Linked DNA regions of Mus musculus: regions 1, 2 and 4 are each linked to region 3. A link is a loop called in an ENCODE intact Hi-C map of the cell type or tissue named here. Cell type or tissue: heart. All regions are shown on one strand.

Evidence for each region. A loop is a pair of places that touch in the nucleus more often than their neighbours do. Peaks named below come from ENCODE experiments on the same cell type or tissue, not always from the same donor. Only the 100,000 strongest peaks of a DNase experiment are listed, where the experiment ranks them.
Region 1: a loop joins it to region 3, with 3 times the contacts of the local background. A loop is called at or near these places in 6 of 42 quality-filtered maps.
Region 2: it touches region 3 in a loop (2.2-fold over the local background); 9 of 42 quality-filtered maps call a loop at or near these places.
Region 4: a loop joins it to region 3, with 3 times the contacts of the local background. A loop is called at or near these places in 2 of 42 quality-filtered maps.

What each region holds. Positions count from the first base shown.
Region 1 is chr17:87,171,627-87,179,626 of GRCm38, forward strand. No RefSeq gene overlaps it. Among named protein-coding and RNA genes, the nearest start is that of C330024C12Rik, 19 kb to the right of the region's middle. In heart, no CTCF peak of the experiment used is centred here; DNase peaks (open chromatin) are centred at 2,485, 3,385, 4,535, 7,725 and 2 weaker places; H3K4me3 peaks cover 309 bases; H3K27ac peaks cover 2,005 bases.
Region 2 is chr17:86,959,026-86,967,025 of GRCm38, forward strand. Rhoq (ras homolog family member Q) reads left to right here and starts at 4,086. Exons shown (of 5, transcript NM_145491.2): 1 at 4,086-4,722; 2 at 5,275-5,333. The coding sequence starts at 4,581. It overlaps LOC115488765, which reads left to right. Exons shown (of 3, transcript XM_030250169.1): 3 at 3,848-4,521. The coding sequence ends at 4,521. In heart, a CTCF peak has its summit at 3,477 (motif pointing right); DNase peaks (open chromatin) are centred at 2,416, 3,436, 4,136, 5,706 and 3 weaker places; H3K4me3 peaks cover 3,487 bases; H3K27ac peaks cover 4,343 bases.
Region 3 is chr17:87,103,146-87,111,145 of GRCm38, forward strand. Socs5 (suppressor of cytokine signaling 5) reads left to right here and starts at 4,534. Exons shown (of 3, transcript NM_019654.2): 1 at 4,534-4,902. It overlaps Gm30510 (a long non-coding RNA gene), which reads right to left and starts at 4,202. Exons shown (of 2, transcript XR_877091.1): 1 at 4,113-4,202. In heart, a CTCF peak has its summit at 4,683; DNase peaks (open chromatin) are centred at 2,966, 3,726 and 4,166; H3K4me3 peaks cover 2,802 bases; H3K27ac peaks cover 2,424 bases.
Region 4 is chr17:87,199,274-87,207,273 of GRCm38, forward strand. Gm41647 (a long non-coding RNA gene) reads right to left here and starts at 7,704. Exons shown (of 3, transcript XR_877092.1): 1 at 7,593-7,704; 2 at 7,011-7,054; 3 at 6,748-6,915. In heart, a CTCF peak has its summit at 3,360; DNase peaks (open chromatin) are centred at 1,758, 3,398, 4,178 and 7,678; H3K27ac peaks cover 4,109 bases.

The sequences.
Region 1 (8,000 bases), 68 kb after region 3:
CTTTACATGTTAGATGGGATTCCTTTCTTCCCTTGACAATAGCTTGCTTTCCATCAGAGAAGCAAGCATTGCTTTCATGAACAAAACCCAGAAGAACAATATTTATAGGCTGTGGGAGCCTATCTAATAACCATCGTAGGATATCCTAGGAAATGTGACCCCACACAGACAGGTTCAGCAGGAGCATCCACTTATGCTGATTTCAAATTACAGAATAAATATAGTCCATGTCCTTATATGAGGAACACTATACAATACAAACACTGTCTTCAACACTCAACATACATTCTTCCAATAGCTGTTTGTCACATCAGCAACCAAGAAAAGCATTGGGCATTCTCTGCTGAAGGAAGGCAAGTGCTGGCGAGCCTAGTGGTGCCATAGCTGGTGTTCTGAAACCTAAACATAACTTGGACAGCCTTGCAAAAACAGAATAGCCCAGTGGGCACGACGTCTTTCAGGCAGGTTTAGATATAGAAGCAAAGCTACTGTTGGTCTCTCCGACCCTTAGGGAGTTCAAAGAGCATTGTATTAAAAAGGAGAGGGCAGAGCCAATCTCCCTGTTATTTCAGTTCTTAGGAAGATTAGTCATGGTCCAAAATGTGAACCAGAAATGATTTGAGAGTTTGGGAAGGAAATGACTCAACCAGTATAAAATGTTACAAAATAATCAATCAGTCAGACCTCACATTCTCCTACATTTAGGCACAGAAATGCAACTATCAAAAGACTAGATATAAACTACCATTCTTATCCTAGACTAGGAAAATCTATGTAGCTAAGAGCAGCTGCCTTAAACAGAAAGGTGATCATGAAGAAAATACAAGAGCTTTGCCTTGGGAAGGACTCCTGGGGTCATCTTGTCAGTTCCCTGCCTTTGTGATGGGGAACAAGACAAAGGTAATTACTCTCACCCAGCCCACCTCAATAAAGAAAGAAAATACATTTTAAGGGTTGGGAAAGTAAACTTTAAATATATATTTAGATACATTCTGTGGATAGAAAAATCTAAGTATGTACAAATATGATTAGCCCGAGTTTAACAAGATTGCTGGGTATAAAAGTGACATGCAAAAAAAGTTTCCATTGATATATGATCAATATACATATTATCAATGAGTACTGAGAAAAAGAAAAAATTTTAAGTAATCATTTATATTTGCAGCAAAAGTATGTATAGTGGTTTGAATATGCTTGACCCAGGAAGTGGCACTATTAGGAGGTATGGCCTTGTTGGAGGAAATGTGTCATCGTGGGGGTGGACTTTAAGACCCTCTTCCTAGCCACATGGGAGACATTCTTCTCCTGGTTGCCTTCCAATTATGATACAGAACTCTCAGCTCCTTGTCCGTGTGGACATTCCTGGATGCTGCCATGCTCAGTACTATGATGATAATGGACTAAAGCTCTGAAACTATAAGTCAGCCCCAATTAAATGTTTGTCTTTATCAGAGTAGCCTTGGTCACAGTGTCTCCTCATAGCAATGGAAACCCTAAGACAGTATGTACCCAAACTTATCCTGCATGTGTATAAAATGATTAGATTTTAAGAGCAGACACTAGACAATGTTTTTTTGTGTGAATATTCCATGTAGTATGCATCCATGAATATAGTACACCTCCCTGCGTTCTACTGTTATTGTAAAGAGGTTAGCTTCTCCACGTTTTATATAGGTTCAGTGCATCCCAGAGATTATGTATAGCATTTTGAATGATTTCATGGGAAATGTAATGCATTCAGCATTTTTAAGTTCTATCATGTCCATATCTAATCATGTTACAGGGGTCTACCAGCCACATGGAAACTGCCACATCTTTGAAAGGTCCAGGATTCGGATTTTCCATTTGTTTTCTGAGCAGTGTGATGAACCTAATTTTCTTGGGAACCCATACATCAGCAATGGCCCAGAAGCGTGGATGCTGAGAGATCACTGCAGCCCTAGGCTGGTGCATGACATGCATGCCCCGCACACCGCCAGGGAGGATGACCCTAAGATGGCAACTAGATCATCTGCTTCCACCCTCTGTCCTTTCTGCTCCTTCCCCATCTCCTTCATTGCTACCCATCTTCCTCCTTTCCTCTTTCTTTTACGTTCTTTCCTTGTCCCTCTGTCCCTCCATCCTTGTCCCTCTCTCCCCATCCCTGTCCCTCTGTCCCCATCTTTGTCCCACTTTCTCTTCTTCACCTCTCTGCTTTTCAGTCCTGTTCTCAGCAGCCTTCCTGATCTATTCTATCTCTCGCTCTTAGTCAGATGACCTGGTAGTAAAGAATCAAGACATTTTAGCTTCCCAGTCCCTCCCTCCCCCTAGAAACTAGCTTGAACTAGTTTTGGTTACCTCCCAGAAGTTTCCCCAGAGATCCTCCTCTCTGCTCTGCAGCCACTGCCAATTCTCCCACTGCCCACAGAGCCCTGTGTTCCACTGCTGGCCCAGATGCTCCTGGGCTGCCCTGGGAACTCTTTCTAAAGCCATAGCCCAGGAAGAGACCATCTTCTGACTTCTAAATTTATCTCTCCTCAGCTCCACAAACAAAGCTTCCCTTGCTCCTTCCTGAACCCCAAGACAGAAACACAGATTTTTGGCTGCCCTTCTTTCCACCCCAGAGAAGGGATGGTTTTGCAATAAGGGGCATTGGAAGATTGTCGTCCGCCAGGAATGCAGAGATTTTTTTTTTTCTTTCTTCACAGTCTGGGCTGATTTGACCTGATTGACAGGAGAGAGAGTGCCTGTGGGAGGACAGGAGGGAAGAGGACTATGATGGGGAGGCTGGGATGGGGAAGAGGGAGGTTCAGGTGAAGGAAAGACCAAGTTCCAGAGTCTTAGAACTGGAAAAGGAAAGGAATCCTGCAGACCCCAACACATGAACGCCACACAGTTTTAGCAGTGGACCCATGAGCTTGGAGACTCGAGGAAGTCTGCTCCTGTCCAGGGTTAGCTAACAGAACCCAGACTAGCCAGCAGGTCTGACCCCACCCTGGCCCAGCAACACCTCCTCCTTTATTCAAGGCAAAGAAAGTTGACAGTCTTGGCAGCAAAATGAAATTGTGTGATTTATGAGGAATTCTGAGTTATCTTCCAGTTGACAGTCTCTGGAGCTCGCACAAGCCCACACTTTTGTGGGGGCAGCATTTAATGAAACAAACACATGAGTTATTCGTCTTTCATTAGGGATGACATGCAGAAAATTCATATCAGAATGAAAGCCGGGATCCTGGCCAGGATGCGTGGTCCTGTGGTCAAGACCACGTGGGCAAGCAGGGAGGGAGCACCTATCTGGAGATGAGAAGACGGAGAGGGGCTGATGCCTTCAAGCACATGCCGCGGTGAGTTGTCTTAAATAAGTCCCTTGGATGCTAGGGCTCAGTGTCACACACAAGAAAGCTGAGGCTCAGAAGAGCAGCCTCAGTCACCCATCAAGTTAGTGCCTGAGCCAGGAGTCAAGGCCTGGCCCTCTCTGACTCAGCTTCACTAAGTCATCTGTGTGGAAAAGCGAGGCCAGCTGTGCAGGGCTTGGGGTCCAACTGTGTAGATGAAGCTCTCTCAGAGTGGGGCCCAAGCTGCAGGCATTTAGTCTAGATGAATGATCTGAAGCTAAGGAGCCTGGAGCTGCCAATAGGAGGCTAAGACTTCAGTGGTCAGCCAGGTCCAGCTAGATCACAGATGAGCCTGTAAACTCTAGGGAGATATGCATGCCTGTGGCTTTAATCCTCAGCCTATAGAGTCTAGGGAAATATCTGTGGCCTGTGGCTCTGCATGGCCTGTGGCTTTGGCCCGCTCCCATTTCCAGGTCTTCCGGCCTTTTGGCATCTGAACTGGGAAGCCCTGTGAGAACCCCCGCCCCCATCTCAAATGAGCTACTGTAGGGATGGGGCTCAGAACCTGCGCCTTAAAATGGTACCTCTACCTCTCTTGCCCCCCACTCTTCAAAGCTTGGCTGTAGTATTTTTTTATTTAACAATAACTATCACTCAATATTGTTCAGAAGCTTAAAACAATATTATAGTTACTACCAGCTACATAATAAATAACGCATGTTGACTCCACTACTCTAAGCCCTTCAGTGCATCAACTGACTTGGCCCTCAGGACAGCCGTTCTACATACTGCAGTCATGATCCCATTTTACCTATAGGAAACAAGTACTCTGAGAGGTGAGCTGTCTGGCCAGGCCACACAGCAAATGATTGGCAGATTCACCTTCTGAACCCAAGTTACTGAATATATACTCCTAAGCCCACTCATGCCTGTGGAACTAAGGACTGAGAAGGTAGCTGTCACTCAGCAGAAGGGAGTGATGGGTCCTTCCTTGTCTCCTTCAGGCCTGGGTGTTCCTGGTGTGCCTCAGGATTCGCTTTAGGGTTTGCTTATATGGAGGATTCTGAAAGCCAGGAGAAATCTGGGGTTGGAAGGGCAGCAAGGGGGTGCTCCCTCGATCCCGGCACCCCCTCCCCTCCCTCAGCCCTCCTTCCTTTTAGGGTTTGGCAAACACCAATTCATTTGAGACCTCTTGTGCAGCTGGAAACAATGCAAGTTTATTTTGGCACTGGAGAGAGGGCCGACTCCTCTGCTCTGGACGCCTCTGTGGGAAGAGGGGTAGGGAATGTGGCCTGGCCACTGTCGGTTCCCGTTTCTCTCCCAGACGCATACATGGCGCTGTCAGGGCCGTGTGTGGAGCCCTGAGAAGGAACTGAAAGAAGAGCTTGCCGTCAGACAGATCCTAAGGTTTGTCCTTCCTACCCCAGGGCTCACCTCCAAAAAGAATTCCAACAGAGGCCATGATCTGCAGGCAACCCGACAGAAAGCTCTCAGCCCGTTTCCTCCCCAGCCCTGGCACATGCCCACCTGTGTATTTGGTTTCCGACACTAAATGTCTGTAGTCAATGTGGGGAATAAAGTCACACTGAGCTACAAGGAGTGACCAGTGTCCCCTGGTCCATGCCCCAGTGGCTGGGATCCAGGGTCTGCCCACATCGGGGGCCACAGCAGAAGTACGTTTGCACCCTACTACATAGCTCAAAGTCCCCCACAGCTCCCTCACCCACAGCCTGGTTTTGCCATTTTTACAAACATGGAAACGATGACCCAGAGAGAGTAAACAGTCAGTGCCTCTCACAGAGTGGGTAGGTCAGTGGTGGAACCAGGATGTGCTTTGAGTTGAGCCTCTGTCTGTCCCCAGTTCTAGGACTTCCTTCCTCAGTACTTGGGCTACAAGTTCATCCTTTGTCTGAGTGCCTCTCCGTTCTCTGAGGAAAGCTCGTGTGCAAAGCTTCTGAGGGTGGGGTGAGCTAATCTTTGTCCCCTTGTCATTTCTACCCATGAATCACATGAGACCTAAACCTAACTTCAGGCAGAGAGGAAAAATTCCCTATCTCTGCACTTGGCCGTGACTACTTTTCCAAGACTAAGACCAGTGGAGTGTGGGAGCCCAGCCTTGCCTCTCACTTCCTAGCTGCGGGATGTGTGGGCACATTTCTCAGTGCTTTGGGACCACCATCAAAGGGGAAGGATTACGTCGTCCTCCGTGCTGGGTGGTTAAGGATCTGGAAAGAGCATGTCTGGAACCCTTCACCCACGGCCTACATGCAATCGGCCAGCCAGTGGTGTCTGCCATAGCCTCACGAGCCTCACCAAGCCCTGGTTTCTCCTTTCCTGGGTGGGCATTACAGACTACAGTTCCTTCCATTTCTTCCTTCATCAGAAGTGGGTGTTCCTGAGTTTGGGGGAGCAGGTGATGACAGGCTGAGAGGGCTCTGTACGCCACGGCACAGCACAGCTACCCTGGTTAGCTAAGCAGCATCCTGGCTCCTCATCTTCCCACCCTTCCACTACGGTTGGCAAGACTGTCTGCTTTTCTCTTCAGAAGCCTACTCTCTTGTACCTGGGCTCCTGTGAGCCTTTTAATGGGGGTGGGGGGGGGACAAACAAACAAATAAATAAACAAAAAACCTTAACTAAAGATAATGTTGGGGCTCAGAAAATACTCCAGAGCATGAAGCTTTGGTGCACCAAGGACTTTGAACTAAAGGACTGGGGCCTCTTCAGCCTCTGCTTCTGTGTCTCCTTTCTCCCCCCCCCCCACTCCCCCCTGCCCCCCCCTTCCCCCCCCCCCATCCTGGAGGGAAAGAAGCTCTCTGGGGCATTGTCTGTGAGGGAGATTTTCTTCAGGGGAGTTGCAGTTTTCATGGTTTCCTCTCTAGTCCCTCACTGAACTCAAAAGAAAAGGGGACCAGAGATCAGACAGCTTGCCCACAGAGACCTGCTTCAAGTAACCTTCTATTCTAGAATCTTTGCTCGCCCTGAAGCACTTCTCTTCTCCCCGTTCCCTAGAATCCCAAGCCCCTAGTTGAGACTTCTCTGTAATCCAGCATGACGTTTAAACTTTAGCCACCTGCCCCCCACTTTTTTTAAAATAAAAAAAATTTTAAAAATGATTTATTTGTATTTTATGTGTGTGGGTATTTTGCCCATTTGCATGCTGTGTATGGCATTCCAGAAAAGAGCATTGGATCCTCTGGACCTGAAGTTACAGATGGTGTGAGTGACCTTCTGAGTGCTGGGATCTAAATTCAGTTCTCTGTAAGAACAGCAAGTCCTCTTAACTGAAGAGCCCCCTCTGCAGCCTCCACCTGGCCTGTTTGATGTATTACAAAGTTTTGACACCTGTGCCTTTTCTCCTGTCAATTTACTGTCTGTTTTTATCTTAGCAGATTCAACCAGAACAATCTCTGAAGGCACCCAACATTAGAAAAAAAAAAGGAAAAGAAAAACCTTTGTCATTATACAGTCACATACAGTCACATGCACCCAGGGTCAGCTTCAAACCCTCAACCTGAGAAGAGAGATTCGAACCCCTAACATGAGCATCAGTGGTGAAACTCAAGAGATACCGAGGGCAGAGAGGCAGCACACATTCACACATTCTCAAAGAGAGCCAAGGCGTGAGTGTACAGACCACTAGTACCTGCAGGGACCGCAGCTAGGAGTGAAGCGAGGAATCTGTGGGAAGGTGGCCCTCGACTCAGCCTCAAGTGCAGGGGACTTTTAGCAAGCAATATGCAGAACCTGCCATCTGCTTGGGGGGTCTCTGCCTGTTCTTGGAAACTGTCTTTCCTTCTAGATCCTCTCCCCCTGATCCCCAACAACCCCAGCAGGCTGTGAGGTGGGGGAGGGGCTTGAGAACCCTTTGCAGCCCGAGCTCCTTTTGACAGCAACAGCGCAGATGCTCAGCTGACCATCTCCACGCCTCTCCTGGGCTTCACTGGGCCATTCCTCAGGTTATCCAACAAAGACATTGAGAGCCTAGGGAAGCTAGCTTGGGAACAGAGCCAAGACATTTGAGTTTGGACTCCAGTTGTAAACCTGCTTTCTCTGCAGACACCTCCTCAGATGAACAGGGTACAGAGTGAAGCCGGGAGGCAGCAGGTGCGCCACCGTGGGGACTGTGACGGGGCAGGCTCAGTGAGAAAAATGACAGATGGCTAGATGGGTTGATCTAGGGATTACTAAATCAGCAAGCTCTCCTTCTCCAGCCCCCAGCAGGCCCTTCTTGGATCTCTGTCCAGGAACTCCTAGCCCACCCCTAGGAAGCAGGAGGAACTGGGCCCGGTGCCGCCCACAGCCTCTGCCTCCAGGGGACTCTTTGAATAGGAGACACACGCACTTGGAGTGAGTTCCCACCCAGGGAGAGGCTGAAACACTTAGGGTTCCTATTTAAAGCCTCCTCCCATTCATCATTTCAGCACCAACCAACAATTAAACCTGATTCAGTCAACGCTGACAACACCGTCGGCCTGTTGCTGACTATTTAAAACTCTGTCCTGGCCTCTGGGGCCTTTAGAACCAGGACTGTTTGTCCTGCCAGGAACACAGCCCCACCCACCTGATCTTGAGATTCCCAAGGACATATGCAGGGTATAGGGTCTACCCCAGCAGCCCTGGCTGCAACTCTCTCTACCTAGCTCACTGTGGGGGTGGGGGCTTTGAGAGGCTGGGGGTGGGAAG
Region 2 (8,000 bases), 140 kb before region 3:
CATTAAGGTCCAACGACTTTTAAGAACTCGACACCATGTTTAAGCCATTAGTACCTCAGCTCAAAATTCGGTACAATGTATGTTACCAGAAAAAGGGATGCAGACGGGAAGGCAAGAGTGTGTAGGAAGGGGAAGCACAGGTCTGATACGTGGCCAGAGGCTGTGACTTGTCAGTAGAGTGCGGGTGGCAGGAGACACCTCCGTGCTTATGTGGCTCCATCTGAAGACAGGGACAGTGTGGAAGGAGACAATCGTTTTACTTCCTTATTGATCACTTCTCAGAATGAGCTTCAGGGAGGGAAGGGAGACACCACAGAGGTTTGGAGTGAGCCTGGGCTCCATCTTGTCTACCTCCACACTGGACCTGACACACACATCTCCCATTGAAGCTGTCATTTCCACTGCACCTTCGGAAGACCTAGGGACTCGGCTGAGCAGCAACCAAGATGTGATGGATGCCTCTCCGGCAGAGATTCTCCTTCTTAACTGCTGTCTATCACGTCAGAATTACAGAATCTAGTCAGAATGAAGGCTGGGCCTCGGAAGTAAAGGCTGAAGACATCCAAAGGGTCCCAACCCCTTCTCACGATGATGGTTTTATGAATGGAGTATAGCCCCAGTGTTAGGTAAAAGCCACCCAGCATTTCACTGGCTACCCTGACTGGCTTAAGGATGAAGTGAATTTAAATTATCAGATGAAGTCTAAGGCTTTAGTTTAATTAGTCAAGGAAAACCTGCTGGTCAGAGTGGCAAACAGAAGATGTAAACCCTCCTCAGGCTGTTACCAAACTCCATGGATACTGTCATGTGACCATTCTTGAGCCTCACTCTCTTCTTCATGCTCATGGCAATCCATTGCTTGCTCTTACACACTCTCTCCCCAACTCTGCCTGACCTTAGCTCTAGTCTCCAAACCCATACCCTAGGCCCTGAGTGGCCTCAAGTGACAGGCCGAGATCTGTCATTTTCCTTATCTGCTATCTTTGCTGTTTTGTCATGGAACACACAGCAAGTAGCATGAGCTTGGAAGCGCACCTTTCAAACCCTAGCCCTGCTACTCAGCTGGGAGACTGAGCAAGGTTCTGACTGTCTTTGTGTGTTTCTTACCTTGGCTATCATGCGAACACGATAAGAGTCAGAATTCCTTTGGTTATCAGAGGCTAAAAACTAACTTCAACTCATTCGGCAAAAAGGAGAGCTGAAATAGTTCAATCTGCCCATCTGAAGGAGCCAGTAAGGACTCAGGGACAGGAGGGTCACAAACTTAAAAGGGGGGTGGGGACTCAGGCAGGATGTGTAAGAGGAAAGCCTCCAGTCAAAGCGCCTGATGGCAGACGTGAGGCAAATGGTGCTGACCTAGGCAGATGGACTAATAGCTGTCTACGAGTCCACGAGTCTTATCTTGCAGAGTCATTTCAGAAATAAAGTAAGATTATCTCCATCGCTGACCACCAAGTACTGAGTGACACACAGGTACCGCACACAGCAGCACGCGGCCAATCACTCCCTTGTTCACCATGCCCTTGCTTTTAGGACCTCTGCTCACCTACATGATGCCTTTGTCTCTTGCTATCGAGATGGAGATACGTTCTCTGAATGTACGCAGCCCAGCGGGATAAGGTTTGACAAATAACCTGTCCACTTCAGATGATCCGAATGCCCGAGAAGTTCTGCGCTGCCCTTCCTCGGCCAGCATGCACTGTCTGCTTTCCCCAGGCCTCTTCCTATGACCTCAGAGCCCCAGGCCAATCATACCGTAACTTTGCAAATCCTTCCACAGCACACCCACAGCTATGCGCTGCTGCCTCCCCGGCTCCTCCAGAAGTCTGTTCTTTATTCCCTCCCACAGTACTGATTACATTATGTAGCAACTATCTGTTTTCCCATCAGCTCCTTCCCGCTCCCCCTCTAGTGACTGTGACTTGCCAGCTCGATGTCCCCTGCCCAGGAAGAAAGCCTGGCTTCTAGTCGACCTCAATTCATGCTTGTTAAGTGGAATATTGAATGAGGAGGAGGAAGGAAGGAGTAGAGGAAAAAGAGAAGGCGGCCTAGACGGGCTCACTGTTCTCACACAGACCTGTGTCTGTTTCAGTGTTCACAGTTCAAACAAAAGGAAAAGAGCAGAGGCCTCTGGGATGCCCAGAAACAAAGTTGTTTCCTGTGCCCGAGTCCTTGACATTTGAGAACTGTTTTTGGTTTTGTTCTGTTTTACCACTTGGGCATTCTCTTTTTTGCCCATGGGAAACTGAGGGTCTTGCAGAGGTCTAACTATTCCAGTTGAAGAGTGCATGGACTGTCAAGGCAGTGTTCTAGAGTGGGCCCGCCCCGCCCCCACATCCACCAGGTGTGACTGTCCCCAGAGCTCTAATATTCTTGGCAGTCTGTCTGGCATCACTGTGGGCCAAGGGAATGAGGTCACTGTCGCCAATGAAGTCACCACCACATGATTCATCCCACATCAGTCCCCAACTCGGAGTGTACTCTGAGAGTCTCAGAGCTTCTCACAAGCCATCCAGGACCCGGGGTCCCTGTAAGATGAGCTCACATTTTTTTTTTTTTTTAAAGCAGAAAACAGGCCTAGAGAAAGGCAGCCAGCCATGCTACTAACTTGTGGTGCTTGGACCAAGTTCAGCTTTCCGGCAGAGCTGGCTCCTACAGCTCTTTAACCTTTCCACATTTCCTCCTTTCAGAATACTAGTCTTCGCAAACACAGCCAGAGCTAATGGTGATGCAAGCAGCAAACCTTGCTCTCTTCTCCTTCACGGGAAAGTGTCAAGACCTGACTTCAAGATAGTGTGGTGCCTTTCCTAACCTTTCAGAATGTATGAAGTAACTTTCAGATTTATTAGTGTAGTCAATGCAAGTACCTCCACTCGAATGCAATGGACAGGGTATGGAGAGATGTTCCCCTACGTTCACAAGGAACGTTAAATACTATTTGAAATCTTCCTGGTCGAATTGAAATCAGGATTATGACTTGAAAACTGGCGTCCAGGGTTCGTGGAAGTGAAATGAGGGCATCACAGTAGGCATCTCCCCAGGTGGCCCTTGAACACCGGGAGTGACAGGGAACCTTTTGGTAACCACTTCACTGGTCCCAGTTTCCCCCACCTAAATCCCGGGGGCAAGGGTATGAGTGACCCACGCACCTCTCAACACAGCATTTTCTACCACTATGAATTGGTGAGAGGAAAGGACTTCCCTGTCAGCAAGCTTGGGGGTAGGCTGCGGTGTGGGGTCAGTCAGCGCAGAGTGAGCCTTCGAACCAAGACCGTACATTTAAAGCAGCACTCGGCCACACAACTAACTGGCCCTGGCCAGACAAGTGTTTCCGGACTTGCCAGACAGAGGCGCAGGGTTGGTCCTGAATCACTGGCCAAGTCTCAGAGCGCGAGGCTACATCATACCTCAGGGATCACAATTGAATACTTTTGGAGAGACGCTTGGAAGCGAAAGGAAGCCTCGGACGATGTCGCCTCCAGGGGGAGCACAAATAACATCTGTGGTCTCCTGACAAGGGCTCGCCCCTTTGTGGCTGGTTGGGGGTGCAATATGCTGCATCTCTTAGTCACCGATTTCATAGAAAATGACTCAAGCTCGTGCTGCGAAAAGCGTGGGGTAGTGATGCTGAGGAGCAAGCAATAAGCCAGAAGTCTCAGTTTTCCAGTTCCGAGACCCACCACCCTCCCAGCCTCCGCACACCTTTCTAATTATTGTTATTAATTATATTTATAACCCTCTTGGCCGCTGTTCCTGATTTCTAGTTGCGTGGAGCACTTGCAGGCCGACGAGATGGCTCCTGCCTTCCAGGCAGAATTTAAATATACACATCTGTATAATGTTGCAGAATTGCGTCACCGTGGAAGTCGTCGTGATTCCCCGAAAGGCCTTCACGTCTCCTCCGGGCACCGGGGCCTGCGGACGCTTCCGGGCTTTGGCCGCACTTTCGCGAGGAGCCCTGGGCTCCTTCCTAGCGGCTGCCCAAGAGCCCCTCCCCCAGCCCCCATCCTCCCGGATACAGGGCGCCTCCTCCTCGGCCTCCGCGCCCGACTCCCAGGGAGTCAAGCTTGGGTGAGCGGCAGGAGCGCACGGCGGGCGCGGGCGCGGGGCGCGCCGCACTCCGGAGCCGCCCGGACCGCCCTCCCCCACCCCCCTTCACCGGCCCAGGAGGGCGGGGGCCGGAGCGGCGCGGGGCGGGCAGAGCCGCCTGGCCCCTCCCCTCCGCCGCCCTCCCCAAAGTTGCCGACTCCCCTGGGGCCGGACGGTCTTATGATCCGGCGGATCCTCCTGGGGAGGCCGGGCCGGGGAGCGGGTTCGGGCGCCGAGCGGCGGGGCCAGCAGGCGGGCGCGGCGAGCCGGGCCAGGGCGGGGAGCGGGGCAGAGATCGAAGCGGCGGCGGCTGCGCCCCGGGCCCGCCGCACCTTCTCCTCCGGTCAGGGGAACCGCTGCATGGGGCCGGGAGGGCGGCCCTGCTGCGCCGAGCGGCGGCGACGGCGGACCCCCCAAGCGGGCTGGGGCTGAGCCCGGGGCCAGGGCGGGGGCTCCGGGGGGACCATGCCCCGAGGCCGGCCGGCCGCAGCATGGCTCACGGGCCCGGCGCGCTGATGCTGAAGTGCGTGGTGGTCGGCGACGGGGCGGTGGGCAAGACGTGCCTGCTCATGAGCTATGCCAACGACGCCTTCCCCGAGGAGTACGTGCCCACTGTCTTCGACCACTACGCAGGTACGCCTCTGCCCTGCTGACTAAGGGGCTGATCCCCGGCTGGGAACTTTGGAGCAACTTTGGCTGAGCCCCCTGGCTTGCCTCCCCTGAGCGTGCTCCCCTCCCCCGCCGTGCCCTCTGCCTGGCGGCTTCACCCCCCCCCCCAAGCTGTGCCTCTGGTCACCCCACCCCTCGCAGCAACTCCCACCCCATTCCTATCTCCCCCTTCGCCCCGTCTCCCACACTTTTCAGTCCCCTGAGCGCCCTTCTTGACCTTCCAGCTGCCTCTTCCCTTACTGCCCGAAACCCCTGTAGGGGAAACATCTGGGAACACTAGTAGACGTGGCTACAGGGTTTGGGGGGGGGGGGGAGTGGATGGCAGGGGCCACATTACACCTATATCTCATGCAACTTGGCAGTGAAGTGGACTCGGATAAAAGGGGAATGTTGTCTCCTGGGGAGCACCCACATGCTTCCCAGTATTTGGGAAAGGAGGTTACTGTGGGGAGCCAAAGTGCTAGATCTCAGATCACTGTGAGCTTCTCTCCCCACCCCCCACTTCTGTCCTTGCAGTCAGCGTCACCGTGGGGGGCAAGCAGTACCTCTTGGGACTCTATGACACAGCTGGACAGGTGAGTGTTTTGGCTTCTGGCCGGTTCCCTTACCCCCATCTCTCGCCAATTCTGTGTGGCTGTGGAGGGCCTTTGGAAACTGAGGTGTCTAGGTGGGAGGGTGTGTTTTGGGGGGGGGGGCTGCCTCAAGATCAGGTTGGTTTTTTTTTTCTTAAGTCAGCAAATTAAGGAAACAAACCCAAAAGAAAACGCAGACCAGCGTGAACCCCGCGATGTGAAAAGTTTTTGACTGTATGGGTCTTTACGTGTGTTGCCTGGTGAGTGGGTCCCAACTCCTGTTGCAAAGTGGCAGCAGCCAATGGTAAAGCGTTCTTATTTTTAGTTGCTGATGACCAGGTCTCCCCCTCGCAGCCTCTGTCTGGGCCCTCATTGGTGAGTGGTCTGCCTGCCCGAGGAGCCTGATTGGTGGGAAATGGCATCATCTAAGAGGCTGGGAAGGCGTTTGGTCCTGGTTGTGTTTATTACAACATCATTGCACTCTGGGACTCCAGTCCCTGAAAACGTAATTTGTGGTGTTACCAGAGGAGCACAGGGAAAAAGAAAAGAAACAACAACCGTCAGCCACTCCCTGGGGTTGGGGCGGCAGGGTTAAGAGTTCAGCTGGAGTCTTGGAGGAAGCTTTCTTCCCCCTGGAGGGCCAGGTGACTTTGTGTTTTCTTTGGAGAGATTATGTGCAGAAAGGAAAGGAACGCGTCTTTCTGCAGTCTCTGGCTAGTGCTGGCAAACTGAAGGGTCAGACTGTTCTCCTGTAGGGTTAAGGGGTTTTCTTGGGGGTTCTGTCTCCCTAACCTAGCTCCACTGTCTTGCCAGACCCACTTTCTTTCTTCTGGGGCTGACTAAGGTGATGGTTTCGCAGAATTCAGCTCTGCAGTGTGCTCTGAAGTCTTTGGAAGTTGCTGTGTCTTATGCAGGCTTGAGAGCCCTGAGGATGCGCGAGCCATTGAACGGTGAACAGTGACTCCAGTCTTTGCGCTTTAGTTGTGAACAGGGGGCTGAAGATGGAGGTGGGGTGGGGTGGGGCCCAGGGGGAGAGAAATACCACCAGATACGATATGCTAAATATGTGTTTGATTAGATCTGCCTTTTAGCATCGTACGCTCTCAGATTCTATACTCATGTCTAGAAATATTTTGTGGGTTTTTGGGGAGGTGGGAGAGGCTTGATTTGGCCCCGATTTCTCAACTGTTAGAGCAGTGGTTCTCAGCCTGTCGGGAAGGGATCACTATCAGCTATCCTAAGCATCAAATGTTTACATTAAGAGTCATAACAGTAGCAAAATCACAGTTATGAAATAGCAACAAAATAACTTTATGGTTGGGGGTCACAGCAACAGGAGGAGCTGTGTTAACGGGGAACAGAATAGGAAGGTTGAGGAGCACTGAGTTAGAGGGACATCTGAGAATGGAGACCTGCCAGCAGTGCAAAGGGGAGGACACCCCTTTCACTGAAGTGGCTCAGGCCAGTGCTGTGTGTGTGTGTGTGTGTGTGTGTGTGTGTGTGTGTGATTCTCAACTTCTAGGGCCTGTTTTGGTTATTCTTTAACCCCACCAACACCCCTTTCATCCATTTTGGAGGGCAAGGAGTGGACAGCAGTCAAGTACCTCCGACTTCCGAGCGGTGCTGTTGATAGACAGGGAGTTGACAATAGTTGAAACAGTTTTTGGAGAAGAAAGTTCCCAATTTTTAATTTCTTAATCTACCTCATCTTGTTGTTGCAATGGTCGTGTTTTAAACATGTACTTTACTCAGCAAGCCCACTTAATATTTGCCTTCTGCATAGCAGAGACCGGGGCAACCACATGCACGTGTATGTACATCTAAGCTCACACAGCTTACAAAAGCTTGCTGCCGAGATAAAGGACCCCGTGCCACTCCAGTGGGGTCCTGGGAAGTACCGAGGTGCCCCGGGGTCGGTCAGATTGTTTGTATGCCTGAAGTTTTACAGCCATCCTCTTGGTGGCAGTTGTCTGGGTGTGGATGGGGAGGGTGTGATCAGGGGGTCACACATCACACGATGTTAAGTACCACAGATGAACACTTAGGATTTTGGGCTAACGTTATTGATACTTTCATCTGTAGTACGAAAAGGTAGCCATTATCAGACAAAATGGTAGGGCTGTCATATCATGCTAAGTAGCCATCTGGGGGCGTGCAAAAGAAAACATTGAAGTTATGGGATCACTGCTGCTGGTAGGAGTGTATGTAAGCGTCTGGATCACATGATTGCTCATGTGTCTTATGTATGTTTCTGTGCTGATTGCTAAGACTCTATCTCTCTATAAATATTTTCCAGATTCCTTTTATGATGATAGTAATAATGGTAAACAAATATACATACATACATACATACATACATACATACATACATACATACACTCAGATGTCAGGGATTTTAGGCCAGATAGAAAAAGAGGGACATCTGCGGACTTTGGGACTAAAACACCTTGGGGTCATATCTCTACCTATACTAGGCATGCAATTCTAACTGAATTTATTTACTTTCTCTGTAATAGTAAAATGTGGATAATTAGGATCTCCACTGCAGGGATGTAGGCTGTCTTAAATTCATTAACCTTTGCAAAAACAGTTGGCACGAACAGTTCTTTGTGTATAGTAGGCGTGCAAATGATATTACAAGAAATTACTGTGTTCTGCTATGGACGAGTT
Region 3 (8,000 bases):
TGCAGATGGAGTCAGCTACCGTGAGTGCAAATACCAAGCACAGCACTGAGGAGGAGCTCACTGCACATATGGGGAAGGAGCTCGCTGCACACATGGGGGAGGAGCTCGATGCACACATGGGGGAGGAGCTCACAGAACACATTGGGGAGGAGCTCACTGCACACATGGAGGAGGAGGAGCTCAGCACATATAGGGGAGGAGCTCGCTGCATACATGGGGGAGGAGCTCACTGCACACATGGAGGAGGAGGAGCTCACAGCACACATGGGGGAGGAGCTCACTGCACACACGGAGGAGGAGGAGCTCACAGCACATATAGGGGAGGAGCTCACTGTACACATGGGGGAGGAGCTCACTGCACACATGGGGGAGGAGCTCACTGCACACATGGGGGAGGAGCTCACTGCACACATGGGGGAGGAGCTCACTGTACACATGGAGGAGGAGGAGGAGCTCACTGCACACATGGGGGAGGAGCTTGCTGCATACATGGGGGAGGAGCTCACTGCACACATGGAGGAGGAGGAGAAGCTCACTGCACAAATGGGGGAGGAGCTCGCTGCACACATGGGGGAGGAGCTCACAGCACACAAGGAGGAGGAGTTGCTCGCTGCACACATGGGGGAGGAGGAGCTCACAGCACACATGGGGGAGGAGCTCACTGCACACATGGGGGAGGAGCTCACTGCACACATGGAGGAGGAGGAGGAGGAGCTCACTGCACACACGGCTGTGCTTTCTGGGCATCCCTTCTTTGTACCCCTCGCAAGCCCTCACAAATCCCACACGCTCTCAGGAGATTTGGAGAATAATGTTCAGGAAGTGTACAGGTCAAGGATAAAGTTGGAAAAGATTTATGCAATAAATATGCAGATGAGAAGAAACTGTTCTCGGGAGATGTAGAAAAATGAATTTGATTCAGGGGTGATGGCAAAGGTCTGTGTTTGTATTTCCTTTCTCCATTCATTCAAAATTGGATCTCCCCAAGAGGAGGGGACAGAAGGTCTCATCTCGTTGAGTGTGGAGCTGCAAAGCTCTGTGCCAATACACCTGGTATTTATTCATGCCAGCTGGGAGAGGAGCTCGGTTCTCAGTGTTTTACTACTGTGGTTTCCTGGGCTGGGCAGCTGGGTGCCTAATAATGATAAAAACCATAATAATACTTCATAATTATGCACTGCCCTCTGCCAGACTTGGATTTAATTACAAAGACTATGATGGAACTGGCAACAGCTTGTTCCCTGTTGGGGTGCAATACCCAAGGGCTTGGAAACACAAAGTGAAGTGGCCACTGAGACCTCCTGCAGGGCCTGTCCTGGCAATGCACCCACAGTTCTTCGGGTTTGAGGCTTGCCATGTGAAACAAAGGGTACTTCTAAATTGACCACGTGTGCTTGGCACTGCCGAGTAAGGAGTACACATGAAGCAAATGCTGTCATGCGTGGAGTACAACATCATGGAATTCTAGGTCTAGAAGGCACCAAGCCAGGTGAATCCATTCATTCATCATCCTGTCTTCTACCTCTAAACATCCCCACTACCACACTCAGCGTGTGAGCCTTGCCTTCTGCGTTGGGCTAGGGCTGCTCTTGTGGTAGCCTGACTCGAGCATCAGGGCACTCACGATTCAATGAACACTCACGGTGAGCATCTATTCTGAGCCGAGGCACTGTACAGGCACAGAGATGGATAGCATTACCCCTGCTGGACATGGTGGCTCATAGCTGTAATCTCTGCACTCAAGAGGATGAGACAGGAAGACCAGCATGAGTTTTAGGGCTACAGAGTAGCTAACAAACAAACTCTTCAGTGTCCCCCGTGATCCTGATCCGAGGCAAGAACAGCTTACCATCTATGTGGAGGATTCTCACTTAGGCATCAGAGATAGAAACAGGACACACCCTGAGCAGATGAAGGAGAACAACCCAAGAGCAGGTGAGAACCTGGGCAGTCCCCTCTGAGGAGAAGCAAGAGGCAGGCAGGGCACCTGCAGTGAGAAGCCCAGGAACAACTCAGAGGTCCTGCTAGCTTCTCCTGTTTTGGTTTTTGGAACGCATGTCACTCCTGGCTTACCGAGTTATTAATTTACTCGCATATGGTTTGTGTTGCCCCATCAGCAACCTTGTCAGTTTTGTTGACCATTACATCTTGAGCTAATACTAAAATGCTGAATAAATATTGGCCTAATGATTAAATGGCACAAGGGAGGAAGCGAAGGTGGCAAAATGGAGAGACGGCGCTTAGCTCATACGATCAGTGGTCAGTGTGACACCATGAGAAGTGTGTCGGTCAGGTTTACAGCACTGCAATGATGAGCGTAGGAAGGCTAGCTGCCTTTCTCATAGAAAGACTGACAAGTTCACTGCCCAGGGGATGCAAGGCCAAGAAGGGCTGGGCCCTCCTACAACAATGAGCAACCAAGAAAATGCTGACAGACACATCCAAGAGCCAAGCTGATCAAGGTAGTCCTCCATGTGAGCTTCCTTTCAGATAATGCTGAGGTGTGTCAGGCTAACAGCTAAAGCTCACTAGAAGAGGGCAGAGCCTGTAGAACAAAACTGCTCGCATCCTGCACAGGAAGTGAAGCAAAAGGATGAGGGTCTCACAACTCACTATAACCCCCCTCCATGACCTAAAGCTTCCCACTAGCCTCTCTGTCTTTTAAAGGGTACACCACCTTCATGCCAAGGACCAAGAGTAATTCATAGGCCTGTGAAGAACATCCCAGGTCCAAATTATAGCAGATAGGGAGATGCTGGAGCAGTAAGAAAGTGGAGAGAGGCTTGTTCTCTGGTTCCAAGAGCTCTGGAGAGAAAGCTAATGTGGTACTGTAAAACAATACAAGGAACAGAGGAGGAGAAGGCTTGGGGAAGTTCGGAAAGTATGGGTTCCAATGTGGAACTTACTCCAATAGACAAGTAGAGCGGCTAAAAGCTGCTTAGGAATGCAGATCTGGCCCTCACTGACCGGACGCCGGACGTCCATCCGTGATTCTATCTGAATGGCTAGATCATCTCCTGTGCACTGTGTGCCTTCCAAATAAGAGGGCTGAGGGCCAGAACCTGCTACTCTCAAGGAGTCAAAGAGAACAGACAGTTGAAAAATAACTGAGAAAGCAATCTGAGGGTGTACAATGTTAAGAAAGGTAGGGTGGGGCTGAAAAGAGTCTAAGAAAAGCCTTCAAGAAAAAGGTAGTCTGCCGGTCCCACTGCAAAGCATTAAAGACTAAAGGTGGTCAAAAATCTCAATATTCAGCAGGTTGAAGTAGGAGCACCATTACCTAGAAGACAGCTTGGGCTACATATTGCGTTCCAAATCATGCTAGGCTATACAGTGAGACTGTTTCAAACAAACCGGACTAAGGTGTGTGTGACCCTATGTGTATGCCGCTGATAGAAGGACCACTTTGGGGAGATACGCAGGGGGAACAGACTACTGTATTTGAATCATGAAGTAAACAAGTCTTTTTGTCTGAGCACCGGAAAGTAGTATGTCTAAGAAGTGGCCAGTTAGCTTACGAGTGGTAACCACGGTTCTACACTTGATCTTAGCCAAAAGGCCAAGAAGCGGTGGTAACCACGGTTCTAAAGGGGCAGCTGAGGAGTCTCGCGGGTATCACAACCCCCCATTCACTTCTCTGTCCTTGCTGTCATTTCCACGGCCGGGGCGATCCACATAAAATGCAAGCAAAGAGAGGAAGCGACAACACCCCTCCCCTCGTGTATGACTCATCTTCGTGGCAGCTGAGAGCCTGGATAGGAAGAGTTGAATTCAATGAGGTGCCCGGTTTCCCGTTGAATATTGGAATTCAGTGACTCGGATGGCTCCATGCTGAAGGGAGCTAGGGAGACTCATTCACATTTTTTTCCTACCCGGCACTCGCAACCTCCATTCAGCATTTTCCCCTTGGTCTCCCTAACGGAGCCCAAAGGAACAAAGCTACTCCCCACCCGCACCTCGGGTTGACCTTCCACCCGAGCGCCCACCCCTAGCCCGTTCCACGGCCACGTGACCCTCTCCAGCCTCCTAGCCTCCCGGGCCTCTCCCCCTCCCCTCCAGTCCGAGCCCGCTTGGCCCCGCCCACCCCGCCCACGTGTCAGCCTCTCTCCCACCTGACTGGCTCCTCCCTCTTCGGCCGAACCCGGCCGCTTGTCTCAGCTGCCCGACTCCAAAATGGCAGCCGCGCACAGCACGCACCAGCGCGGCCGGACCTCCTTAACTCGCCGGCCTCCCCTCTTTAGCTCCCAGCCTCCCTCCTCCGGCCTTCACCTACCCGCCTCTGGATTGGCCGCCGGGAGTCCCGCCCACCTGGAGCCCCGCCTGCCATTGGTCACGGTAGGCTGCCCTTCAGAGAGGCGTGGCCCAGCCCGCCCCCCACCCCGGGAGGTATTTTCCATTCCGGTGGGGGGCTGGGGGGGCGGGGGGAGGGGAGAGGGTGACGAGGGGGAGGCGGCCGGGAAGGGGTGGGGGCTGGCGGGGGCATCCGGCCGAGCTGGGGTCCCCGGGCTCCGTCCGGAGGAAGCGAGGCTGCGCCGCCGGCCCGGCAGGAGCGGAGGACGGGACGCGCGGGCGGTCGCGCTCGCCCTGTCGCTGACTGCGCTGCCCCGGCCCATCCTTGCCTGGCCGCAGGTGCCCTGGATGAGGCCGCCGCGCGTGTCCCGGCCGCTGAGTGTCCCCCGCGGTCGCCCGGCGCCTGCCCTCAAGCGGCCGCCTCTCCTTGCCCGGGTCCCCGTTTTCCCCCGGCGCAGTCCTCCTCCGGTGGGCGCCTCCGCACCTCGGCGCAGGCGGCACGGCCCTCGGGCCGGGATGGATCCGCCGGGAAGAGGAAGACAAGCCGGGGCGTTGAGCCCCTGCGCACGGTGCCGCCGCGCGTAGTGGGAGCTTACTCGCAGTAGGCTCTCGGTACGTCTCGGAGGAATTGCTTTTCGGTGGGAGTCGGGACACCTAAGGGGAAGAAGGGGTCGTCTGGGGCCGATAGGAGGGCATTCGTCATCGGGGTCGTGGTGGGTCGAGACTGGGTGGGGGAGGTCGTCGGTGCCCACTGCCAAGGGTAGAGGGGGTCCAGGCAGGTCACCTAAGAGCTCCATAGCTCCGACCTGAGGGTCCTCAAGGGCGACGATAAAAGGTCTACCGGGACGTGAAGGAAGGACCGGGGAGCGTGGATGCGGGAAAAGACTGGAGCATCTCTGGGGGGTTTAACCTGGGGTGGTTATTACAGGATGCGGAGGCGGCCGCAAGGAAGACCCCGCTCCAAGTCCTTGAGCTTTTAATAAATGGTTCTTTGGTGCTGGGACTTGGGCATTCGAGTAGCTGAAGCGGAGTGAGTTTGTGGAGAGGGAGTTGCATTGACAGAAGGATGCTGAGGAACAACGTGAATACCCTTGGTTTGGTTCTCAACTTTGAAGGCTATGGGGGTCAGCCACGAGCTTTTGGCATTTTTTTATTTTGGTGTTCCAAGCAAAAGGTGGCTGGCTGCTGGACTTCGTCAGTGATTCCTTATTTTAAATTGTATGTATATATTTGATGGGGTTGGGCAGTTACCAGTTCTCCTGGACATTCTTCCAACTACACCTTGACATTCTTACAGCAGCTTCTCATCTACACCGGAGGCCTGCTCCTTTCAAAGTTAACACTAGGCTAGACTGTCCTATTACGATTTACTGACATTTATCCTAGAAGACGATTAAGTCATGCTTGCTTTTAACTGTTTCTTTACAGGGCCGTGTAAAATTGAACTGCATGTTCTATAGAAGTTTAAAAATGGTTTCTCTTTAAGGAATGAAATGAAAAAGATGCTGGTGTTAGAAGGCTCTGCTAAAATGAGCTCGAGTGTTCTAACAGTTGGGAATTTAGTCAAATGCGTACTTTAATCTTAATAGTCTCTCGGATTCATAGTCCCTTTTTGAAATCGGCCTAGCAACGGAAGGAAGACACAGCAGGAAGCGGTGACTGTTGTCTGGAGTTCACCTTTGTGATTGTCCTGCAGGGATGTTACCTTTTTCATGTCTGTGGACTAGAAAGAGTAAGCTGAGAATTGCACAGCTAGTCTGTAGTCTCCTGTTAAACTCACACCTGTATTACTAATTTCATACATTTGTTGAGTTTCCTATGGCTTACAAAATGAAAACTCACTTGATTAGGGAGTCCTTAACATTTAGGGGGAAAAAAAATCTGAAGGCTACTTTGCTGGCTAATTAAAACATTTCTGCAAAAAAGTGCTAATATTTTTAATGGTTCTTCCCAGTTCTTGAAAAAGTAGTGGTTAATTATATATTTTTCTTCTTATTGTCCTTGAATTTTACCGTTTGTCCTTAGGGAGAATGTACTGGCATACAAAACAGCAGCTTAAAATATTGAAACATAACACCTTTTGACATTATAATGGCTTCTGCATGATTCACCTTGAGAATCATCTCTGGCGAGCCAGCAGTGGTGGGCTTTCCCTTCCTCTTCAGTTGGGAGTGGGCTGGCTGTCTCCTATTGTGGGCCTACAGCAAAACAGTTTACTGGCTGTGAAGTAATGGTGATAACTTTCACAAAAAGAGAATGAGAGGCCGATGAGTCATTTCTTTCCGAGCTGGAAGAGTAGAAGGTAGAGATGGTTATCCTGTGGATCGGGAATCGAGGCCCAGAGCTTCTGAAGGGACTGAGTTGCTGGTTGCTTTGGAGCAGGATTGGAGGGCCTGACCCTAGCTAGAGTGGCGTCCACTTAGTCTTCTACTTTATCCCATCCATCGTGATTGTTTCTGAAGACACCTAGTGCCAGCGATAAATGATTTCCGGGTTATTGTGATACTGTTCCGTTGTAATGATGGGGAACTTTGAGTGCTTTCTACACGAAGTGATACAGAACTGCATAAGCTTTTATTTGAAGTTAAAGACAATTATTAGCATTATTAGTGAAAATGCTAAGTTTCTTCTCATTGCAAAGAGACAAAACTGTCACCCAGATTAAAATATTGCATGAGCATCTTAGATGAAGCAAGTGTTCTATTTTGGGCTAAAATTAATTGAGGCTTTTAGAATGCAAAAGGGTTTTTGTATTTTAAGTGAATTGTGTGAGAATTATTTTCTAATTGTGGGATTTTCTTATGTCGAAGTAGATTTCAGTTCCTCTAAAAGGAAGTAGACTTACATAATTATGAAAATATAATTTATGCCATAGTTGTAACAGAGACAGGAGTTGTATTTCAGCCACTTAACACGCAGCTGCCCTGGTTGGGTGTGGTGCCCAAGTAATCAATACTCACAGCACTTGGGAGGCAGAGGCAGGATAGGTGCTAGTTAAGGGGCAGCCAAGGGCTACATAGTAAAATCCTGTCTCAGACGAAAAGAAAAGACAAAGGAAGTAGCTACCTTAAGGCATGTTGGTGAGGATTAACTGTGCCTAGCACATAGAGAGGGCACAATAAATACTAGACATTATTTTCTGTGTTCCATTAGGTTTAATTATGATGTATGCCTTTCTTTTTTCCCTCCTTGGTGCTAATGCTTTCTTTCAGGCTATAATAAAACAAAACACAAAACAAAAAAACCCAAAGCCCTGGATGAGTACACAAATGGAACCATCACTACCTGACTGGACATTTAGTGGAGAGGACAGGCTTACCTTAGACTTTAATTAGATCTCCATGTCAAGTTAATGTGTCCATTTCTCTGAGTGGTGGGGGACGTTTAGGCAGTGCTACCCCAAAAGTGCTCCTTTGGCAGGTTTCTGGATGGTTCCTCCACGTGCACACAGAGAGCAGCTGTGAGAAGCTGTCCTTGTGTGCAGGGGAACATGTAAAGAAATCTGTTGATGAAATAAACAGTTACTACAGCTTCCTTAAGGCCCCGATCTCTCCTGTCTGGATCTGTGAGAGGATGGCTACCTCCCAATCACTGCAGAGTGTCACATACTCTGAAGATGCTACATAGCTTTGGGGGCTCTTCTTGGAGGTTCTTTCTATCTGTGTGAGACGACAGTCTTTGTTCTGAAGTGCATCCCCCTTCCACCCTCC
Region 4 (8,000 bases), 96 kb after region 3:
CATCATAGACGCCTGGGACTGAAAGAGGCAAGTTGGCCTGCCTCCCAAGCCATCCCTTCTCTGCTAGGTCTCTGAAGAGTTGAGTGTTGGCTTACTGGACAATTCCAATAGGCTCCACCCAACAACCACCTAGCAACAGCTTACATCATCATCTGCCTCCAGGTGCAAGCCAGGCATCTAAGAAGAGCGATGCTTGCTACCCCAACTCTCTATCTCTGTCTCTATCCTTTCCCAGTAAATCTTATTTATACTAGGCCTGTTGCATGGTGTGATTGCTCAGAGGGACATCTTGGCAGGGCCCACCGAGAGTTGTAGCACTTTACAAAGAATAACAACTAGCAAGAGGAGAAGGGGAAAGCTGCTGGGGGCAGGGGGTGGGGGCAGTGAAAGAGACGTGGACAGCAGAGGCAAGAGGAAATGCTGACTGGAGGGTCTTCCCCAGCATGGTGAGGTAATGGCAACCCTGTTAGGTCTCACACCTGGGACAAACGGACAAATGGCTGAGGGGGCCCGTTTAATATATCAAAGCAGACCTGGCTTCCAGGTTCTCTCAGCATCTCTCAGACCCTGGTACAGCAGGCACACCTGGCTGGCACACTCTGCCCCCTACCCTAAACTTCTCCAGTTCAGGCACTGAGCTGCCCTTTTCCCAGCTGCCCTTCTGTAGAAAATCTAACCGTTGTGGTTACCTGGTCTTTCTTCATCTACTTTCTTGGCTAGTCTTTTGGCCCAGGCTGCCCCTCTTAGTCAGCAACTGCCCCTCCCCTCTCCCCTCTCTTTCCCTCTCCCCCCTCTCCCCTTTCACACCCCTGTTCTCCCCTCTCCTCACTTTGCCTAGCCCAGTCAGGTCACATTCTTTCGACACTCCTAGATGTCACTGCCTCTGACTTTGTCTTCCACATATCTACAATAAACTTTCTCCTTTACCATATCTCAGACCAGTCATGTCCTTTCCTTTTTATTATTTTTTCATTCAAACCTAAAGTGTGGATAAGGTCAAACAGGGGAGGCAGCCCCAGCCCAGGGCTGATGGAGAACTGGAGTCAGCTTTGCCCTCACCACAAGGCAGCTGGTGGAGCTTGTCTTGGACACACTCCTGCTTAGATGTTTCTTGAAACATTTCCACCCCCATTCTGCTGACCTCTTCCACCTGGAACTCCTCTTCCTAGGACAGTGGATGCCATTAAGCGTTCTGTACCTATGTGGTGGCTCAGAATCCCTGGCCTTCTGTGTCCTGTGAGGACATATTCAGACCGATGAGGCAGAGCAGAGGCACAGTCCTGGAGCCTCCCACCTCATCTGTCCTGTGTACGTGGAAGGTCACACCAGAGCTAAGTCCAAAAGGGCTCCAAAGGAACTAAGTGGTCTGTGTCTCAAGCCATCTAGACTTTCAGATCAGCCAGGTCCTACAAGCCAATCCCACAATTTAACAGGGAAACCAAGGACCAGAAAGGCAAGGGTAGGAGCCCACGGCCACATGACTCGCCTCTCCTCAGTTTCTCTCTGCCTGGTGGCCCCATCTCTCAGCTCTAGTGCCCACTGAGCCAGCATCTCACATATGACCACAATTACCATGCGCTGGGCCTGAGCCCAGCCACTCTGCAAGCATATTCAGGCTTGGCTCCTGGCCAAGTTTCCATCTCAGTAGAAAAATGAAAAGGGTTCAAGGGCTACATGTTAATCCCAAACACAAGCAAGAGGGAAAGGGCCAGCCACTATCTCCCAAGGCAGCCTCAATCTGCCAAGAACTTTCTAGATCTCCCCAGGAGGCAGAGCAGCCTGGCCAACTGGGAATAGGCTGGGTTTTGGCAGTAAACCTGCCTCTGTGGCCCAAGACAGGACTCAGCTGGTGAGACTTGGCTGGTGGTCCCTCAACAGCCCCTCCTTCTGAAGTGAGTCCTGCCTGTGTTGTTTGCACAGTCCCTGTGGGTGTCCTCTTGCCCTGTGCTTCAGCATTCCCTGTCTTCTGCCACAGAGGTAGAAACTAAGGAACAGGCCTGGAGCCAGCCGGCCACCGAGCGGGAGAGGTGGGCAGGAACTGATACACAGTTGCTCTCCTAACACTTTTCAGCTTGGTGAAACAGCCTGGAGCCTGCTTGCTCTTCTCCTGCCACGGTGATCCAGTGTCTGATGAGATGTCTGGCTCCCTCTGCCCCACACCTTGATGCATGGCCTTGGTAGGGCTGGCTCCACATTCACTCTGGCGCCCTTTGATATCCCGATCTCCTGTCCTGAGGCTTCCAGACTGTTTCCCCAGCCTGTCCTTTGTCTAGAATGAGACTCCCTCTTTTCTCCCAGACCTGAGCTATACCTAACACACCTCTGCCAATTGATACATCCCCGACTGGTGGTACCTTCAGTAGCATCTGTGCAAACTACCCTTTGGGGCCTTATATAGTCAAATGCTTATTAGGAAAGCCACTGCCCTGTGCCTTGGGGGTCAAAGAGTTAACATTCAGATAAAACCGCTAACGTCCTGTGATGGCTAAGAACCAAATAGATGACAGCAGCCACCAATTAATTAGCAAGGGAAAGAGGGAGCTGTGCCCCCATACATACACACACACACACATACACTTCACACACACACACACACACACACACACACACAGATACATATACACACATACACATGTACACACACACATACACATGTACACACACATACACTTACACACACACAGATACATATACACACATACACACACGTACACATGTACACACATACACACACATACACACACATACACACATACACTTACACACACACAGATACATATACACACATACACACACATACATACACACATACACACACATACACACACATACACATATACACACACACATACACACACACATACACATATACACACACACATACACACACACATACACATATACACACACACATACACACACATATACACACACATAAACATACATACACACACACACACGCACACATGCGCACACACACATACACATAGACATACACATATACATACAGATACACACACATATACATACACACACACATATACACAAACACATACACACACATACATACACATACACACACACATATACACACACACATACATACACATACACACAGACACACACACACACACACACACACACACATACACCCCATAGGGGCAATGACTTTTGATTGCTAATACCCCTGAGGAGAATACAATTCCTCAGAAAACAAGGTTTGTTTGAGACAAATGTGCTTATTTACATAGCTTCTAGCCTGGCCGAGGCAGGCCTAGGGCCTGCAGCCAGGCCTCTAAGCCACAGGGTGATCTCCAACTTCGGGACTCACAGGCTTCCGGGACAGGCCTAGCAGCCTTGGTTTTGCGGCCAGCTGCCGGAGCCAGGAGGTTGGCCTAGGTCTCCCCAGAGGCCTTGTGAGCAGTCAGGCCCTTGGGGAAATGCCTTTGAAACACAGGGCTGTTATCTCAGTTTTAATCTTGCATGTCACCGCCAAGCAGAGCCTTCTCCTAAGCAAGAGGAGCTGGGAACTGTGGGGGTGGAGGCTGGCTTGGAAATGAAGCATTATTCTCAAAAGGTCATCTCTCTCTCTCTCTCTCTCTCTCTCTCTCTCTCTCTGCCTCTCTCTCTCTCTCTCTCTCCTGTTTTTTTTCCCTACCTTCAAAAAGGAATGATTATTTTGTGTTTAAGCCAATCTTGATTTTTCAAAGAACTTAAGAAAAAAGGGAAAAAAAGTTTTTCTAGATCTAATAATAAAAAAACTTGGGGCTGGAAAGACAGAAAGAAAATGTCTGTCTCAAGCTGGGTCCCTCCTAGGTGCACACCTGAGCCCACAGGGGCAGGCTGGCCCATGACCACTCAGCCTGGCTAAGCTGCCAACAGCCCTGGACTATCCCGAGACACTTCCCACCCAGGCCCAGCCACTTCCCCACTGCCAGGGTGGAAAGGGATATAGCCAAGATACCTAAAGTGCCAGTGATTTGGGCCCCTCTGGAATTTGGGGGAAGGTCACCCCAGAACACCCAGGAGTGCTGATTCTACTGTGTACTGGGTAGGGTCTTCCAAAGCAGCCATTGGGTCTCCTTCTGACCAAGTGAAACCCTGTCCTTCTGTTTCCTATTTAAAGTAAACGCTGGGGGAGGGGTGCTGGGGGAGGGGCAGCGAGAAAAGCTTGTCCCTCTCTGTCACCACCCCCACCTATCCAAACAACTAGTCTCAATTCCCCAAGCTGAGGCTAAGGTGGCTGAGTGGGAGGCCAGGGAACACCTGTGGTAGACATGGCTGGTCTCCAAGAACCCCTCTGGCTCTGCCCAGCTGCAGGCTGTGACGTCAGACCCAGAGGGTGGGAGTGGCACCATCCCCTGCTGTACACTTATTGCACTCCGGGCTCTGAACAGCCCTGACTGTTCAATATAACTCTTTTTTCTTTCTTTCTTTCTTTAGACACTAGAGCCAGAGATAAGGAACAGACAAGGGGAGAAGGCTAAGGAGGCCTGGGAACCAAAGCTGGGCCCAGGGAGAAAAGTCAGCCCTGTAGGCAGCCATCCAAGCTGATTGGCACATGGGCACATGCAGCCACATATGTGGGGACTCCTCACCTTGCTTTACACACCGGTTCAGGAGCTAGAGCCTCACTCACTCCCCCAGCCACCAGCTCACTGTTCTGGAAAGTCAGTGTCCACACCAAGGCCACAGAGAGGAAGACAGCCAGAGCTAACACCTTCACCAGGGCTCATGAAGCGGCCGCTCTACTGTGTGCAGCCTCTCGGCACTCAGTAACTACCTGCAGAAAGTGTTCTGCTGTCTATCTAACCCCTGCAGTGAGCTGAAACCCTAGCCAGGACCAACTCCCCAGGGACAGAATCTCAGAAGCAGAGAGGACAACCAGGCGTCTCGAAGCGCCAGGTGGCTTCTCTCTTCCCCACGTTTCACTCCATCCACCAAGTCTGGAGACAATGGAAAGGTCTGGGCTGTGGGTTCGAGAGAGGCTTAGATGGATTGTTAGGACATGGGATTTATTATAAGAGCTGTTCCTGCAATGGGTAGACAGATCACAGCATGGCCCGGGCACCTGCGACAAACACATCCAGGCAGTGGCTCCGAAGAGTGGAAATCAGGGCCTATGTGACAGAAGTACGAGTCTTTCTATTGTCTCTCTGGGAACTGGGGAGGTTTCATAGCCCAGCCTGTAGCCAGGCCCTCTGATTCCCAGGCAGCAGTCAGAGGAGAGGGTGGACATCAGGACACATGGCCACCAGACCCCGCTTTGATGTAAACTCATTTCTCCAGGTGAGAGGTCCTGGCTCCTGGGAGTCTGTAAGCTAAGGACTCATAGGCAATGTCTCCGTGGGATGCTTGTCACACCTACAAGCGGAAAGCGGGGGCTGTGTGTGTACTGAGGCTTGAGCAATCGCTGCACCCTCACACGGCATTCTCACACTGATGAGCTGTTTGTGTGACCCGCCCCAAGACACCATTGGCACAAGGCTGACAGCCGGCAGAGCATGCTAGAGTCTAGAACCTTGCCGCAGCTGAGTCTAGAACCAGTGCTCTGGAAATCAGAATGCCAGGCTCTAGTTAGAGCCAGTTCAGGAGAGGCTGGTGTATCTACTGTGGCTGCTCTACACCTGCACCGTAGCCAGCCTTCCCTGGATAAGACCATCGAGGGATGCTGTGATGATGGGGGGCTAGCCTCAGATTCCTATCCTGTGTGGAAAGGAAGCTAATTTCTTGACTTCTTCTGGCTTTCCAGTCCCCTCTGCCAACTGAAGAGCCCAAGATCTCACATTATTGTTCCCCCTTGAGTAGCATTGCCCAACAGAAACATAACATAAGCCATATGAGTTGTGATCACAATTTACTTGTGTCCTAAACCTTGCTAACTCAATTCAATATATTCAATACATCCTGAATTATTGTTCAGCAATTCATAGAAATCACTAATGTGGTATTTTTTTATACTGAGTACAAGAGTTTCCTTCAGCTTCTAAAATGAAGTACCACAAACTGGGTAGATTAAAACAATAGAATTAGGCCAGGTGGTGATGGTGCGCGCCTTTCATCCCCGCTCTTAGGAGGTAGAGGCAGGCAGATCTCTATGAGTTCCAGGCTAGCCTGGTCTACAAAGCAAGTTCCAGGACAGCCAAGACTACACACAGACCCTGTCTCAAAAAACAAACAAATAAAACAAAACAGAATCATCTCATATTGAGACTGAATGTCAGAAATCAAGATGTGGGTCTAGCCATGTTTCTCCCTCTGAATGCTTCAGAGCAGCCTCCCTACTCCTCAAATCCTCATCTAGCTTCTGAGAGTAGGGACAATCCACGCTATTCCTTGGCTTGTGGCTGCCAATCTCTCCAGTCTTTACCTCTCCTTTCAAGTGGGCTCCTTCCTGTGGGTATCTCTGCATTAACATGGCTTCTTGCAAGAAAGACAGTCTCTGTTTGTGGGCCTTGGGGTGGGGCTAGAGGTAAAAAGACACAGTTGAAATTAATTTTAAAGCCATAGTTTAATCTAACCCAGTATGTCTAGAAATGATCGTTTCAACATGCAATCTTGGATGCATAGAAAATCATTATTGTACTGTTTTTATTTATTTTTTCCTAAGTCTTTTTTAAAAACTCCCACATTTGACGCTTACAGCAGCTCGCTCACATGTGAAGTGTTTCGTGTGCACATGGTGTTATTGACCATCTCAATGGAAGGCCATGAAGTTAGAAAAACATGAGGCAAGGGTTCTGACACCTTCTTGGGGACACCCCTTTGGAGGCCCACAGACCGACCCAAGAGGGTAGAGGTTGGTAGCTTCCTGATCTCAGAATTCTTGGCTTCGGATGGATGTCGTCTCTTGTACTGGGGAGGTGGGGGCAGTATATTCAGATAAGACAAGGTCATGGGACTGCTGTGTTAAACCTAAGGACAGAATTACACTCATTCAGTTAAAAAACAAAAACAAAAACAAACAAACAAACAAACAAACAAACAAAACGCTGAGTACTTCCCCTTACCTTTTCCCAGGAGTCGCTGTTCTCGGGAAGCTGGTCCTAAGTACCTGGGCTCAGAAAAAAAGACAATGTCCACTAAAGGCACTCGACAATCTAAGGCACCCACCTCCCCAACCAAAACAGGTTGATTTCAGGAGGACTCAGCCAGCATCTTTGTCCCCACCCAGTAAAATGGATGGGTCATATGACTAGGGACCATCTCTTTTCCTGTACTGCTCCTGTAGCCAGACACGTCACAGGGACTTCTTTAGATATGTAAGTCACGCTGGCCTCGGGCTCATTCTCTTCCCTTTGGGGATGACTTCCCCCTTTGTCTGCTTGATTTCTGTGTGACAATTTTATGGTCAGCTCTCAGTGAGCCACCTCATCCTCCAAATAGTGGGCTCCCTCATTCTGCTCCCCTGAATGACCCCGGGACCTGTCTTATCGACCTCTGAACCCTGCAGAGAACAAAGGCAAAGCTCTCAACCGTCCCCTGGAGTGCACGTGGGATTGGAGCAGGGGCACCCTCTATCCAGCCTGGCCTCCCCAGGCTCCAGTGACAGTGCTCTCAAGCCTGGCAGCAAGACAGCAGTTCACTCTTACAAACTCCGTCAGATGTTCCCCTGTGTAGAAAGTGACACAGCAGCAGCAGCAGAGAGATTGTGGCCTTGAAGATCCTGTGCTGCTGCTGGTCCCTCAAAGCTGCAGACATCATCCCTGCCTCTACCCCCCCTCCACACACACACACACACACACACACACACATCTTGAGAGCTTTCTGATTCTTTTCTGCGGCACATGGACCTCTTGAAAAGTGACTCAGCCTTACATAAGAGATGGGAATTTGAGGGGGACAAGAAGAGTGATGACTCATTGCCTTGAAATTTCCAGTGGATTACACATGTTTTCTTAGATGATTTAAAGGAATTCATTGTCAATGATAGTCCAAGAAAGTGTTTCAGGAGGCAGATTGGAGTGAAGATCTTGAGTCAGAACAGGAAAGAATATTTG